Regions from separate parts of the Homo sapiens genome. Here region 1 is linked to region 2. Evidence: read pairs that join two places in POLR2A ChIA-PET (ENCODE). Cell type or tissue: A673. All regions are shown on one strand. Each heading gives the region's core, and the rest is flanking DNA. Links, peaks and the distances in the headings are about the cores only.

Region 1 (8,340 bases), core at 139-8,138, 62 kb before region 2:
ATTTTTTTTTTTTTTTAGATGGAGTCTCGCTCTGTTGCCCAGGCTGGAGTGCAGTGGCACGATCTCGGATCACTGCAAGCTCTGCCTCCGGGGTTCAGGCCATTCTCCTGCCTCAGCCTCCCGAGTAGCTGGGCCTATAGGCGCCTGCCACCACGCCTGGCTAATTTTTTGTATTTTTAGTACAGATGGGGTTTCACCATGTTGGCCAGGCTGGTCTCGAACTCCTGACCCCGTGATCTGCCTGCCTTGTCCTCCCAAAGTGCTGGGATTACAGGCATGAGCCACTGCACCTGTGCATTGACCTGTGCAACTTCTATGATGATGTTGCAGTTGCCCTGGAGTTGGCTTAGGAAGAAGGGATGTGGTTAATTAGCTCATTTCCCAATACAGTGTCATTCCCGGGCCTGGATGCTTGGGAAAGTACCCAGGGCAAGCTTTAAGTACAAAATAGGGTGGTTTGCTTTAAGAGTCCTAAAGCAACCTGAGGAACAATGCAAGATACCCTGCAGGGTTATCAGCCTCCTACAAGGGAGTCCCAGGCCCATGACTCTTTCCAGAAAGATTCTCCATTCCTCATTTTCCTCTATGGCTACTAGTCAATTTCTGAGGTTTGACTGAATTATCAAATTCAAATCTGCCCAGATGTCAGTGTTATCATTTTCGTGTCTCCTGATGGAAATATTCTTTGATTGGTTACTAAGACCTCTAAACCAGCAGAGCCCATAGTTGAGGAAATGAGAATGAAAAACTATCTAAGTGGGTTATTAGATGTAATAATGAACGATGTTAACACTCATTTCTTTTCTTTTTTGAAACAGGGTCTTTCTCTGTCACCCAAGCTGGAGTGCAATGGTGTAATCATAGCTCACTGCAGCCTCGACTCCTGGGCTCAACTCTCACTTCAGGCACGTACGTGTCTCACCCAAGGCATCGAAAATACCTGGTATGTCTGGCCTCCAAGTCCTGTTAGCTTTTTTTTTGTTTTTTGTTTTTGAGACAGAGTCTTGCTCTGTCACCCAGGCTGGAGTGCAGTGGTGTGATCTTGGCTCACTGCAGCCTCCAACTTCCAGGTTCAAGCAATTCTCATGCCTGAGCCTCCCTGGTAGCTGGGACTACAGGCACGTGCCACCACACCTGGCTAATTTTTATAGTTTTAGTAGAGATGGGGTTCTGCCATGTTGGCCAGACTGGTCTCAAACTCCTGGCCTCAAGTGATCTGCCTGCCTCGGCCTCCCAAAGTGCTGGGATTACTGGTGTGAGCCACCACGCCTGGATGATATTTTGAAGACTTCATATAAAAATAAGTATCTCAATAAGTTTTATATTGACTACATATTGAAATGATACTATTTTAGATATCATGGATTCAGTAAACTGTGCTTTTAAAATTAATTTCACCTGTTTCTTTTTACTTTTAAAAAATGCAGCTACTGCCGGGCGCGGTGGCTCAAGCCTGTAATCCCAGCACTTTGGGAGGCTGAGGCAGGTGGATCACGAGGTCAGGAGATCAAGACCATCTTGGCTAACACGGTGAAACCCCATCTCTACTAAAAATACAAAAAATTAGCTGGGCATGGTGGTGGGCTGTAGTCCCAGGTACTCGGGAGGCTGAGGCAGGAGAATGGCGTGAACCCGAGAGGCGGAGCTTGCAGTGAGCCGAGATCGTGCCACTGCACTCCAGCCTGGGCGACAGAGCGAGACTCCATCTCAAAAAAAAAAAAAGTTAGACATGTGGCTCACATTATTTTTCTGTTGGACAGTGCTGCTCTAAAGGCTTAATTTGCTTTTCTTACCATAATAGCCCTCATGACTTGGGTTAGAGAGTCAATTTGGAAATTATCCCAATTGTTGAACTTATTTATTCCAATTGTACACTCAACCACAAGATGAGTTTGGGGTCTTATTAGAGCCCAATGTGAGACTAATTGGAATCAAAGCTTTATAATCTTATCATGAGGCTGCCACTGACTGGTAATCCATGACAGCGTTCTAGTCTCCCATTATTTCAAAGCCGAAGGTTTAGATACTTTCCTTCCCTATGTGTACATCTACCCCTATGAATAGCTGTCTATTTGGAGAAGTTGAGGGGGAGGAGGTTGAGTATATACCTGTCATGTTACCACAGCCTTTTTTTTTGAGGATATGCACCTTTCCTTTTATTTAAGGGGCTCAGAATCTCTGAAATTAATCAGACCTGGGAATTGAGTGAGGAGGCAGGATTCTACGGTGGTGGTTCAAGTAAGGCCTCTTATCACCAAACTTGGAGTTTTTTGGTTTCATACATCAAATAAAACCTTATGGTGGGCTACCCATCTGTTTCAATTCTGGATCTTCTGTTTAGGTAATTAGGTACCACCAAATAGTCAGACTATTCAGATGACTACGTAAGTATGTCTGGCAGTTATGACAACTGTAGATTCCATGCCTTCGAAATGAAGTGCTGATGTTTGGCCTTGCTTGTGTGTTCTACTCCCAATTCCATCACCCTTATTGGAATTAGGGAGACTATGTCATCCCATAAGGAGTGCAGTTCATCCCATTTGCATCCATGGCCTACAACTGCTTTACAGAGATTCTAGCTCTCCTTGCACCAATGCATTTCTCAGTGGTTTGGTGATATGAATATATTGTTAGTCTTTACTGGAGGGGCATGATTTTTTTTTTTTTTTGAGATGGAGTCTTGCTCTGTCGCCCAGGCTGGAGTGCAGTGGCATAATCTTGGCTCACTACAACCTCTGCCTCCCGGGTTCAAGCAATTCTCCTGCCTCAGCCTCTTGAGTAGCTGGGATTACAGGTGCCTGCCACCATGCCTGGCTAATTTTTGTAATTTTAGTAGAGACGGGGTTTTGCCATGTTGGCCAGGCTGGTCTCCAACTCCCAACTTCAGGTGATCCACCCACCTCAGTCTCCCAAAGTGCTGGGATTACAGGCATGAGCCACCATGCCCGGCCTAGAGGGGCATAATTTTGAGGTGGGTGAATCACATATGATAAATCCATTCCCAAGTCCCCATCTTCCTGTCTTTGCATTCCTTCCTCTACATCATAGGCAGAAATTTCTGGCCTCTTGGCTTCATTTGGTGTGGTCTATCTTTGAATCACAGTTTCCTGTCAGCCAACTGAGAAAAACAATTAGAATCACTCCTAGCTGCTGGAGCTGGCATTTTCATCCAAAATCTCTGGAAAGAATACCATATTAAAAAATTTAGCCTAACCTGCCAGGTGCGGTGGCTCACGCCTGTAATCCTAGCACTTTGGGAGGCCGAGACAGGTGGATCACCAGAGGTCAGGAGTTCAAGACCAGCCTGGCCAAGATGGCAAAACCCCGTCTCTACTAAAAATACAAAAATTAGTCTGGTGTGGCGCCATGCACCTATAGTCCCAGCTACTCGGGAGGCTGAGGCAGGAGAATCGCTTGAACCTGGGAGGCGGAGGTTGCAGTGAGCTGAGATCGAGCAACTGCACTCCAGCCGGGGTGACAAAGCAAGATTCCCTCTCAAAACAAAAAAAATTTGCCTCAGCTTTATCTATGTCCCTCTTTCCTTGGTCCAGTCCTTATGCTCACAGGCATTCTCCAGTGTTTTGCTAACAAAAATGAGCAAATGCTTAACATCCTTTTGATGTTTTAACTTCCTCCTTCGTTCTGGATCCCCAAGGGCATGCTGGCTGTCATCTGGAGGCAATCAGAGATGGTAAGAATGCCCGGTATAAAGAGAATTGGCAACGGTAACTCCCTGTAGCAAGGTGGGTTCCCTGACAGAAGAGGAAAAGGAGGGAGAGCTGCATTTGCTGGTAAGAGAGGCTCACTGGGACTTGGGATACTCTGAATCACATGAATTTCCCCAAACCAATTCTTCTAGGCCAACTACTTCTTTCTGATCAATGCCATAACTTTTGCAATAGACCTGATGAGGCTATGAACTCAACTAATGTTTTAATTCAACATCCTACAGAATGAAACTTTGAGTGTTAGGAAGCAGCAGGGAATACCAAGCTGGTCATCAAATCTGAGTGAGTGGGAAACTGGAGCAGGGAGATGAAGTCAGCAGGGCTGAGAGCCAGTCATATGCAGGAACAGATTGGAGAGTAACGTTCTGGAGAAGTCAAGTGGAGGCAGGAAGTCAAATGAAGTGGGCTGTGATCCTGACATGGACTTTTTTTTTTTTTTTTGAGACAGAGTATTGCTCTGTTACCCAGACTAGAGTACAGTGGCACGATCTCAGCTCACTGCAACCTCTACCTCCTGGGTTCAAGTGATTCTCCTGCCTCAGCCTCCTCAGCTATGATTACAGGCATGCACCACCACACCCAGCTAATTTTTTGTATTTTTAGTAGAGATGGAGTTTCACCATATTGGCCAGGCTGGTCTTGAACTCCTGACCGCAAGTGATCCACCTGCCTCAGCTTCCTGAAGTGCTGAGATTACAGGCGTGAGCCACTACGCCAGGACCGGACTTTTCTTAGGTGTCAGCCTTCTGTGACTTTGGGCAGCCTGCCCCTCCTAAGGAAGGCTTAGGGTTGGTATGAAACATTAAAGAGTTCCCATTGTAGAAAGTGAGAGTGGTACTTTCCCATCTGACCTGTACAAAACTAAAAAGAAAATGTTTCAGCCACATTTAGGTCTTAGGAATGGGGGAGAAACAGAATTCCTCACTAGGATTAGAGCGACAACCTTCCTGCTGGGTGTCTATGCCTTCAAGCTCATTCTCTCTAATCCATCCTCCACACAGCAGCCAGAGAAATCTTTTTTTTTTTGAGATGGAGTTTTCGCTCTTTTCGCCCAGGCTGGAGTACAATGGAGCGATCTCGGCTCACACAACCTCCGCCTCCTAGGTTCAAGCGATTCTCCTGCCTCAGCCTCCCGCGTAACTGGGATTACAGGCATGCGCCTCCACGCCCGGCTAATTTTGTATTTTTAGTAGAGACGGGGTTTCTCCATGTTGGTCAGGTTGGTCTCGCACTCCTGACTTCAGCTGATCCGCCCGCCTCGGCCTAAGTGCTAGGATTACAGGCGTGAGCCACCGCGCCCGGCTCAGAGAAATCTTTCTAACACACAAAACTTTCAATTACTTCCTACTGCCTTCACGACAAAGCCCACATTCTGGAACTGGACTTTGAAGGCTCTGAATGCCGCAGAGCTGCACAGAACCTAAATTTGCAATCTGTAGTTAATTTTCCCTGTGTAAAAAGTGAGACGAATATGGGTAGGAACAGAAAAAGGGGGAGGAGCTTGGAAGGTAGGGAAAGGAAACTTCAAGGCCAAAGAGAGAGAGAGAAAGGATACTACTGCCAATAAGAAATCCTTGATGGAAGAACAGATCAAGGATTTTTAGAACAGCCACGTCTAAGGAGCAACTTTTTTTTTTTTTTTTTTTTTTTTTTTTGAGACAGACTCTCACTCTGTCGCCCAGGCTGGAGTGCAGGGGTGCGATCTAGGCTCACTGCAACCTCTGCCTTTGGGTTCAAGCGATTCTCCTGCCTCAGCCTCCCAAGTAGCTGGGATTACAGGCACACACCACAACGCCTGGCTAATTTTTGTATTTTTTTTTTTCAGTAGAGATGGCATTTCACCATGTTGTCCAGTCTGGTCTCGAGCTGTGGGCTTTAAGCCACACGCCCGCCGGCCTCCCAAAGTGCTGGGATTACGGGTGTGAGCCACCGGCCCCAGCCAGGAGCAACTGTAAAGTTGTTTGTTGTGCACTGTAGAATGGCGTTGCAGCCCCTCCCTCACAATTCATAAACCTCAACAAAGCTTGAAAGCACTTTTACTTCCCCACTTTCTTCTTTCACACCCCTACTCCTGTGTTTTGAGATAATTTAAAATTTTAGCCAAGGCTATTAAATTTTCCTCCATAATAAGTCTCATCTGATTTAAAATTCTCATTATTCCATGTCACGTTAGCATCTATTTAGAGTATGACAATTACAAGGTTCATTATTCACCATTGTCTTCTTGTATTCTTTGTCTTTCCCTGTTGCTGAATTTTTTTTAAAAAACGATTGTTTTAGGCTGGGCACAGTAACTCACGCCTGTAATCCCAGCACCTTGGGAGGCCAAGGCGGGCGGATCACCTGAGGTCAGAAGATCAAAACCAGCCTGGCCAACATGGCGAAAACCTGTCTCTACTAAAAATACAAAAATGAGCCAGGTGTGGTGGTGTATGCCGGTAATCCCAGCTACTTGGGAGGCTGCGGCAGGAGAATTGCTTGATCTTGGGACGTGTAGGTTTAAGTGAGCCAAGATTGTGCCAGTGCACTCCAGCCTGGGTGACAGAGCAAGACTCCATCTAAAAAAAAAAATTATTATTTTAAATTGACAAATAATAATTGTACATATTCATGGGGTACAAAGTGATGTTTTAATATATATAATTTAAAGTGATCAGATCAGGATAATTAGCATATCCATCCTCTCAAACATTTATCATTTCTTCATGTTGGAAACATTTAATATCCTCCTTCTATTTGAAACTGTGTAATATATTATTGTTAACTATAGGGATCCTATAGAATACTAGAACTATAGGAACTATGAATTCTATAGAACACTAGAACTTATTCCTCTTATCCGGCTATAATTTTGCATCCTTTTTTTTTTTTTTTTTTTTTTTTGAGGTGGAGTTTCGCCCTTGTTGCTGAGGCTGGAGTGCAATGGCACAATTTCGGCTCACTGCAACCTCTGCCTCCCAGGTTCAAGCGATTCTCCTGCCTCAGCCTCCTGAATAGCTGGGATTACAGTCACCCGCCATCATGCTCGGCTAATTTTTTTTTTTTTTGTACTTTTGTAGAGACAGGGTTTCACCATGTTGGCTAGGCTGGTCTAGAACTCCTGACCTCAGGTGATCCGCCTGCCTTGGCCTCCCAAAGTGCTGGGATTACAGGCGTGAGCCACTGCACCTGGCCTCCTTGCATCCTTATTTTCTTAAGTACTTCCTTGACTAATTTCCTCAGGTTGAGTACATGGGTAGTATACTTTCTGAGGTCCTACAAGCCCCTAAATACCTTATTTTTGCCCTTATATAATAAGATTTTGGCTGGTTATAAGATTTTCCTATCACAATCCCCCCAGTAACCTTCAGTATTGCCGATAGTCCAGCGATGGTCTAACTCCCTTTCTTTTGTCAATAACTTGTTCTTTCTGGCTGATGACCGTTAAATTTATCCTTCGGGTTAAAAAATTTAACCCTATTTAATTTTTCCCCATTTTCTTCTTTTAGGACACTTCTTTGTCTGCAAATATGTCTTCTCATTCTACCCACCTGGGACTAGGAAGTCATTTAAATCTAAAGAAGCAAGTCTTTGGTTTTCTTCTGTCTCTTCCTTTTTCCTTCTGGAAATTTATTAGACAATTTAAGTCTCCACCTAAACGGTCCTCTCTGTCTTGTATCTGCGTATTTCTCTTAGTATTTAGTATATTTTGTTTTGTTTTGCTCTGGGTTATAGGGATCCCACTAAACGCTATTTTGATTTTCAGAAGTAATCATTCTCTTTAATTTCTACATTGAATTTCTAAATTTAGAAATCATACTTTTCAGTACCATAATTTCATTTTTTTATGCTCTAATTGTATCTTCTTAAATGTCCTCATTATGTTTCTCCTCCTCATTAGGTTTTAACTAAAGTTTACTTCTCTTTCTCTTATTAATTCTGCCTCTATGTTAGCCATATTTTCTGGTCATGCAATTTGGTCTATCTCCGGGAAATTGCATGTTTCCTTTGCAAGTCAGCTGTTGGAATTCTTCAAGCCGTAGTGAACTGACTGCCACTGGATGGGCCAGCAGTAATGAGACAGGCAGCTGGGACTTTCTGTTGAGGTTTTTGGGGGCGTGGTATCTGTTCTCAGATGCAAGAAGTGAAACCTTTTTTTCTAGTGCCACTGAAATCAATGGAATTGATCAGTTTCTCCCAGATGATGGTCATAGCAAGGCATTAGGGCAGCCAGATTTGGATCCTCATCTCTAGATACCAAACTATGAGCTCTGAGCTGTGTCTGGACTCTTCATTTGGTGACTGAATTGTCCTAGCTGGGAGGGACTGAAAATCAAAAGTGATCAGCCAATACAGGTTGTCATTTTCCCTGAATTTCCCAAGGATAGGCAAATACAGCACTGTTGGCCCAAATCAGTGGGACTCTGCAGGACAGTGTTTCCTAGCTCCACTCGGCAGCTTTGGCTCAGTCTCAGTAGTCACAGCAATGGTACTCCTCCATTCATTTTTTGCCCCTTGGGCTAATCCATGAAAATAAAGTAAAAATTTTAAGTTCCAGCCACCCTAGTGACAAAATTCAAAATCCCAGTTTTTAGGAGAAAAATTATGAAAAGAAAACCTTTTGTTAACTTTT
Region 2 (8,340 bases), core at 320-8,319:
GCACCTTGTGGGCACTTAAGCACCTTCTGTCACCCAGGCTGGAGCACAGTGGCATAATCACAGCTCACTGCAGCCTTGACCTCCCAGGCTCAGGTGATCCTCTCACCTCAGCCTCCCAAGTAGCTGGGACTTCAGCCACCTGCCACCACACCAGGCTAATGTTTTTTGGTTTTTTTTTTTTGGCAGAGTCTCGCTCTGTCACCCAGACTGGAGTGCAGTGGCATGATCTCGGCTCACTGCATACTTTTTAAATTATTTGTAGAGATGGGGTTTTGCCATGTTGCCCGGGCTGGTCTCAAACTCCTGGACTCAAGGGATTCACCCATCTTGGCCTCCCAAAGTGATGGGATTCTAAGCTTGAGCCACTGTACCTGGCCTTAACTATTATCTTTTTAAAAGTGTTTTTGGAAATTTCTTTATTTTTGGATAGATAGTTATGACTCATTCTAGTTTATTTAAGCTCATAATGCTAAAATCTTCACCTAGACTATGTATGCAGCTTGTGCGTGTGTGTAAACAAACTCAGTAAGTTTATTGTGGAGAGAGATTGACTAATATTTACTGAACAAGGGAACATAAATGACATGCTAGGGAAATTATTTAACTATTAACTTGATTTTCACAACAGTCATAAACTGTACAGTAAGACAAAAAGATTAAGTTAAATGCCCAGATGACATTCAATAAGTGACAGCAATGGAGTTTGGACCCGGCTTTGTCAGACTCCAAAGTCAATGCTATTTAAATAAGCAAGTACAGTATTGAGTTAATTTAAACAACATATAGTAGATGTTCAACTCTCAAAATTCAGTTTGCAAAGTAGATTTTGGTCTAGCATTATTTAGTTTAATAACAAATGTAATGTATACATCACCATCTGAGATTTAGGAAAGTCAATTTCACCATCTGAGACTTAGGAAGGTATATCATGTTTTTCTGCTAAGATGCTCTGGGAATTTAAACACCTTGCTCTTTCCTTCCACCATATCATTTGCTTCAGTTAAGAGGAATTTTATGAAACATAATGTCGTTGCAGAACAGTTCATTAAGAGCACAAACAACAAGTGGAAGAATTTAAGGCCAGGCGCGGTGGCCCATGCCTGTAATCCCAGCGCTTTGGGAGGCCAAGGCGGGCGGATCACGAGGTCAGGAGATCGAGACCATCCTGGCTAACACAGTGAAACACCGTCTCTACTAAAAATACAAAAAATTAGCCAGGCGCGGTGGCGGCCGCCTGTAGCCGCAGCTACTGGGGAGGCTGAGGCAGGAGAATGGTGTGAACCCGGGAGGCGGAGCTTGCAGTGAGCCGAGATCACACGACTGCACTCCAGCCTGGGCGACAGAGCGAGACACCGTCTCAAAAAAAAAGGAATTTAAAAGAACAATCTTTTTCAAGTGCTTTTTTTCTCACACAATAATTCAGGAAAATTCCAACAAAATCTGTTTCTTATTGTATCATTTTACAGAATTACCAACAATATAATTAAAACTTGACTTTAACATTTCCTTTTTTTTTTTTTTTTTTTTTTTTTAAGACGGAGTCTGGCTCTGTCGCCCAGGCTGGAGTGCAGTGGCGTAATCTCGGCTCACTGCAAGCTCCGCCTCCCGGGTTCACACCATTCTCCTGCCTCAGCCTCCTGAGTAGCTGGGACTACAGGCGCCCGCCACCACGCCCAGCTAATTTTTTGTATTTTTAGTAGAGACGGGGTTTCACCGTGGTCTCAATCTCCTGACCTCGTGATCCGCCCACCTCGGCCTCCCAAAGTGCTGGGATTACAGGCTTGAGCCACCACGCCCGGCGACTTTAACATTTACTAAGAAACAAAGGTTGTTAAGATAAACTAGACCTCCTGACTTTAGAATCTCTACAAAATACCTTCCCTATCTTAAGAATGCTTTCCTTTAGGTTACAGTATAAACTATTGGCTAAGCCTGAATACTGTGAAAGTCAGACAGGCTGAGTTTGAATTCTGGTCCACCATGTGACCTAAGCAAGTCACTTAACCTCTCTCGCCTCAGTTTTTTTATTTTTATTTTTATTTTGTAGAGAAAGGGTCTTGCTATGTTGCCCAGGCTCGTCTTGAACTCCTGACCTGAAGCAATCCTCCTGCCCTAGCTTCCCAAAGTGCTAGGATTACAAGTGTAAGCCACTGTGCCTAGCCACTTGCTTCAGTTTCTTTGTCTATAAATGGACTGTTGTGAGGACTAAACAAGTTAACATATGTAAAATATTTATAACAATTCCAGGGAGGGAAATGGATATAAAGTTTTATTATTATTCCTTAATTGAGAAAGTACATTCATTTTGTCTCATTTCATCTACATTACTAACTTTTGTTTTCTCTATTTCTCCATTTACTGTTTCAACCCATAAAAAATAAAATTACCTATTAGAAGGATTTATCTTTGGCAAATTATTCCTTGTGACAGAGCATGCAATACTTTACAATTCTTAATTATTACACAAACCAGAGTATATTGTAGATCTCATCTTCTTGCTAATATACCTGGTGTAGTCAATCAGAAACAAATGCAATTAGATGACAATTGTAGGAAATAGGAGACATATAATTGAATAGTAAGGAGCAAACAAAGATATTTTTATTCCATGGGAAAAATAAATCTCAGGCCTTGAAAGAAAATATTCGTTACATGCCAGCATAATATTAGAAAGGTACACAAACTGGCCTTGTGATGTTAAGAAACAGTGATATCAAATAGTCTTTAAACTATTTTTGGTAATTTTTGGTAATAAGTACCTCATAAAATATAATTAAATGCATCAGGATTAACACGAGAGAAAGTTTTCAGAGTCAAGTTTACGTAAATATATTATTTTTTGAAGCTCAGAATTGGCAAAAGGTGTTATAGCATTTACACAAATTGGTACCAAACTAACAACTAATTTGTGAAAAGGATGCATCCTCCCCTAGTCTAGTAATTTTATAGTTTGGAAATCATATCTGATTGTTTTTAGCCTTTTATATCATTGTAGGTATAAATTTGAAGTGTTGTCTAATACCTGAAAAAGCACGAAACAAAGCATTTTGCAATACAAGGAGATAGAAACAACTATTAGGGCCTTCCCTATCACATAAGCTCATGCCTAAATTCAGTTGCCAACCCACCTTAAATATTTTGGGATCCCTCATTAACAGTCATCAACAGTTAATGATGGGAGCCATCATTAACAGTCATTTCCTCTATAATAGAGAACACTGAGCAAAATTATTAAGACTGTTAAGATGATAAAGTAAACAAATTAATGGATTTTCCGTTTAGTTATTTATTTTCCTTTATTCCTCAACAAATATTAAAACATACAAGGTGGCCAGGCATGATGGCTCATGCCGGTAATTTTAGCACTTTGGGAGGCTGAGGTGGGAGGATCACTTGAACGCAGGAGTTTAAGACCATCCTGGGTAACATAGTGAGATCCTGTCTTTTTTTTTTTTTGTAGTAAAAAACAATATATATATGCACACACACACATATCTATACATACATGTATATGCATGCACACAAGGCATACACACATGCACACACATATACACATGTACACACATGCATGTACATGCACATACATGCACACATGCATGCACACGTGTGTACACAGGTGTGCATGCGTGTATGCATGCATATATGCACATGCACGTGTGCACGCACATATGCACATACGTATACATACATGTATGCACATACGTATACGTGCATGTGTGCACATACGTATGCGTGCATGTGTGCACATACGTGTGCGTGCATGTGTGCACATACGTGTGCGTGCATGTGTGCACACATGTATACATGAGGTTGGGCACGGTGGCTCATGCGTGTAATCCCAGCACTTTGGGAGGCTGAATCTGGCAGGTTGCATGGGCCCAGGAATTAGAGACCAGGGTGAGCAACATAGTGAAACTCCATCTCTACAAAATATGCAAAACAGCCTGCACCTGTAGTCCCAGATACTCGGGAGGCTGAGGCAGAGATTGCAGTAAGCCGAGATCACGCCACTGCACCCCAGCCTGGGCGACAGAGTGAGATTCTGTCTCAAAATAATAAAATAATAATACAATAAAATATGTGATGTTCCAGGTACACAGTGTTCTCATGCTTTGGATACAAAGTGAAAAATAACATAATCTTTTTTTCCCCCTGGAGAAGTTCAAGTTCAGCTGAGGAAGAGAAATGCAAAAATGTATCATTGTAATGCAATGAGTGTTGATATAGAGGTATGAGAAAAATTGGGAGTTGGGAGTGATTACTTTTATTCCAGAAAATCTAGAAAGACTTCATGGAGAAGGTCATCTGGGTCCTGAAGAAAGACTAAGACATTGCCAAGAGTGAGGAAAGTGCAGCTGGGCACCTATAACCCCAGCATTTTGGGAGGCCGAAGGGGGCAGGTCACTTGAGGCCAGGAGTTCAAGGCCGGGAGTTCAAGACCAGCCTGGCCAACAGGGCAAAAACCCGTCTCTACTAAAAATACAAAAATTAGCTGGGCATAATGGCAAGAGCCTGTAATCCCAGCTACTCGGGAGGCTGAGTCAGGAGAATCACTTGAGCCCAGGAGGCGGAGGTTGCAGTGAGCCGAGATCGCGCCATTGCACTCCAGCCTGGGTGACAGAGCTAGACTCCATCTCAAACAAACAAACAAACAAACAAAACTTGGATGGCCTTGAGAAACAGTTGACCTGGGTTAACTAATAAATTCATTGATCTGTAACTGAAAATCCAGTTATGGGGAGTATGACGTATGAATGACCATCTAAAGCAGGACTCGTTTGAGAAAGGAGACACTATTAACAATCAGGCTAGGAGAAACTGAGGCAGTCACAGAGTCACACCCTATATAAAGCAAACAAGAGTCAGGCACAGTTAAAAAATGGAGTTCTTGCTCCATTTTTCTGAGATAGTCTTGGCTCGCCCCTCCTCTATGTGTCAGTATTTTACTTTACTTTACTTTACTTTTACTTTATTTTATTTTATTTATTTTTGAGAGAGAGTGTCATTCTGTCTTCCAGCCTGGAGTGCAGTGGCAAGATCTTGGCTCACCGCAACCTCTGCCTCCTGGGTTCAGTGATTCTCGTGCTTCAAGCCCCTCGAGTAGCTGGGATTACAGGCGTGTGCCACCACACCCAGCTAATTTTTGTATTTTTAGTAGATACAGGGTTTCACCGTGTTCACCAGGGTGGTCTCAAACTCCTGACCTCAAGTGATCTACCTGCCTTGGCTTCCCAAAGTGCCAAACTTTGCTTCCCAAAGCAGTTTTGTCTTTAAGCTGACCTCGCTCATGGTTGTAAGACAGCTGCCAACAATTATCAGTACTTCACATCCAGGAAGAGAGAGCAAGTGTTAGTTGTGACCTAACAAAAATCTTAAGCCTTTTCATTTTTCTAATGGTTACCCTTGAATACCATTTGTTAGGCTATGGCAAGGCAGACTAGAATAGTCAAATTAGAATTTATTGAAGCTGGTAGTAAGGATAATCCCATCCAAACTGCAAGGTGACTATGTAATGAATGGGGGAGGAATAGAATTGGAAAGATAACCACGATAGCCACCACACTGAGTTTTTCCAAAATGGAAAATTTCTAGGAAGTCTTAAATATGAAAGATTCCCGGTTAGCTCTTCCAGCTTGTTCGTTTTCTAAATAATAGCTTTATTAAGATATAGTCACACACCGTAACATTCACTCCTTTAAAGCATACCACTCAGTGATTTTTAGTATCTTCACAGAGTTGTGCAACCATCACTGCCCAACTTTAGAACATTTTCTCACTGCAAAAAGAAACTCCATACCCATTAGCAGTCATTCCCCATTTCCCCTCCCCCCAGCTCCTGGTAACTACTAATTTAATTTTTTTCTATATAGATTTGCCTATCTTGACTATTTCATAAAAATAGAATTGATGGGCCAGGCACGGTGGCTCATGCCTGTAATCCCAGCACTTTGGGAGGCCGAGGCAGGCGAATCACCTGAGATTGGGAATTCGAGACCAGCCTGACCAACATGGAGAAACCCCATCTCTAGTAAAAATACAAAATTAGCCGGGCATGGTGGCACATGCCTGTAATCCCAGCTACTCGGGAGGCTGAGGCAGAAGAATTGATTGAACCCAGGAGGCGGAGGTTGCAGTGAGCCAAGATCACGCCATTGCACTCCAGCCTGCGCAACAAGAATGAAACTCTGTCTCAAAAAAAAAAAAAAAAAAAGAATTAACATATTATGCAGACTTTTATGACTACCTTCTTTCACAGCATGATATTTTCAAGGTTTATTCATGTCACAGTACATATCAGTACTTCATTTCTTTTTATAGCCAAATAATATTCCATTTTATGGATATTGTTTCTCCATTCATTAATCGAGTTGGATTTGGGTTGTTTCCATGTTTTGGCTATTATGAATAAAGCTGTTATGAATATTCATTTACAGGTTTTTGTATAGGCACATATTTTTTATTTCTCTTGGGTATATACCTAAGAGTGCTGAGTTGTATGGTAACTTTATGTTTAACTTTTGGAGTTACCGCCAGACTCTTCTAAAGTGACTGTACCATTTTACAATCCCACCAGCAATATATGCAAGTTCCCATTTCTCCACATCCTTACCAAAATTTGTCATAACTGTCTTAGTAAGTGTGAAGTGATTTCTCATTGTGGTATTGATTCGTATTTCCTTAATGGCTAATGATGTTGAGCATATTTTAATGTTCTTATTGACCATTTGTATATATTCTCTGAAGGAATATCTATTAAAATCCTTCTGATTTTTAAAATTGTGGTTTTATCTTTTTATTATTTAGTTGTAAGAGTACTTTATGGGCTGCTCATGGTGGCTCATGCCTGTAATCCCAGCACTTTGGGAAGCCGAGGCAGGTGGATCACTTTAGCCCAGGAGTTCGAGTCCAGCCTCCCACATGGTAAAACTCCATCTCTACAGAAAATACAAAAATTAGCTGGGTGAGATGGTGCACACCTGGAGTCCCAGGTACTCAGGAGGCTGAGGTGTGAGGATCACTTGAGCCTAGGAAGTCAAAGCTCAAGTGAGCCATGAGTGTGCTATTGCACTCCAGGCTGGATAACGGACAGCACAAGACTCTGTCTCAAACAAAAACAAAAACAAAAAACAAGCCAAGAGTGTTTTATGTATTCTAGGTACAAGTTGCTTATCAGGTATATGATTAGCAATTACTGCTCCTCATTCTGTGGATTTTCTTTTCCCTTCCTTGATGGTGTCATTTGAAGCACAATTTTTTTTTTTTTAGATGGAGTTTTGCTTTTGTTGCCCAGGCTGGAATGCAGTGGCGGGATCTTGGCTCACGGCAACTTGCACCTCCTGGGTTCAAGTGAGTCTCCTGCCTCAGCCTCCCAAGTAGCTGGGATTACAGGCATGCACCACCACGCCCAGCTAATTTTGTATCTTTAGTAGAGACAGGGTTCCTCCATGTTGGTCAGGCTGGTCTCGAACTCCCAACCTCAGGTGATCCGCCCACCTCGGCCTCCCAAAGTAAAGCATAAAATTTTGTATTTCGATGGTCCGATTTATCTATTTTTTGTTTTGTCACTTGTTTTTTGGAATCATGTCAAACATACCACTGGCTAACTCAGGTCACAAGGTTTATGCCCATGTTTTCTTCTAAGAATTGTACAGTTTTAGCTCCTGTATTTAAGTCGTTGATCCAGTTTGATTTAAGTTTTGTATATCATGTAAGATAGGCGTCTATCTTCATTCTTTTGCACGTGAATATCCTGTTGTCCTAGCACCACTTATTGAAAAGAGGATTCTTTTGACAATGGTGCTGAGAACATTGAATGATGTCAACATCATTGTCAAAAATTGACTACAGACGTATAGATTTATTTCTGGACTCTCATTCATTCATCTGCATGTCTATCCTTATGTCAGTACCACATGGTCTTGATTATTGTCAATTTGTAGTAACTTTGTAACTTTGAAACTGGGAAGCGTGAGAACTTTGTTCTTTTTCAAGATTGTTTTTGATTTTTCTGTGTCTTTTTTTTTTTTTTTCCTAAGGCAGAGTCTCGCTCTTACCCAGACTGGAGTGCAGTGGTGCAATCTCAGCTCACGCAACCTCTGCCTCCCAGGTTCAAGCGATTCTCCTGCCTCAGCCTCCTGAGTAGCTAGAATTACAGGCATGCGCCACCATGACCGGCTAATTTTTGTATTTTTAGTAGAGACAGGGTTGGTCAGTCTGGTCTTGAACCCCTGACCTCGTGATCAGTCTGCCTTGGGCTCTCAAAGTGCTGGGATTACAGGCGTGAGCCACCATGCCCAGCCCATCTGTGTCTCTTGAGTTTCAATGTGAATTTCATGGTCA

What was found. ChIA-PET counts read pairs that join two places held together with the same protein. Peaks named below come from ENCODE experiments on the same cell type or tissue, not always from the same donor. Only the 100,000 strongest peaks of a DNase experiment are listed, where the experiment ranks them.
Region 1: POLR2A ChIA-PET joins it to region 2 with 10 read pairs; 21 of 35 experiments call an interaction of 5 or more read pairs at or near these places.

Annotation. Positions count from the first base shown.
Region 1 is chr9:111,944,827-111,953,166 of GRCh38, reverse strand. It overlaps LOC124902250 (a long non-coding RNA gene), which reads left to right and starts at 3,535. Exons shown (of 2, transcript XR_007061735.1): 1 at 3,535-3,791. In A673, for the core only: no CTCF peak of the experiment used is centred there; no DNase peak of the experiment used is centred there.
Region 2 is chr9:111,882,802-111,891,141 of GRCh38, reverse strand. No RefSeq gene overlaps it. Among named protein-coding and RNA genes, the nearest start is that of UGCG, 9.8 kb to the left of the region's middle. RefSeq lists an enhancer at 4,017-4,845. In A673, for the core only: no CTCF peak of the experiment used is centred there; no DNase peak of the experiment used is centred there.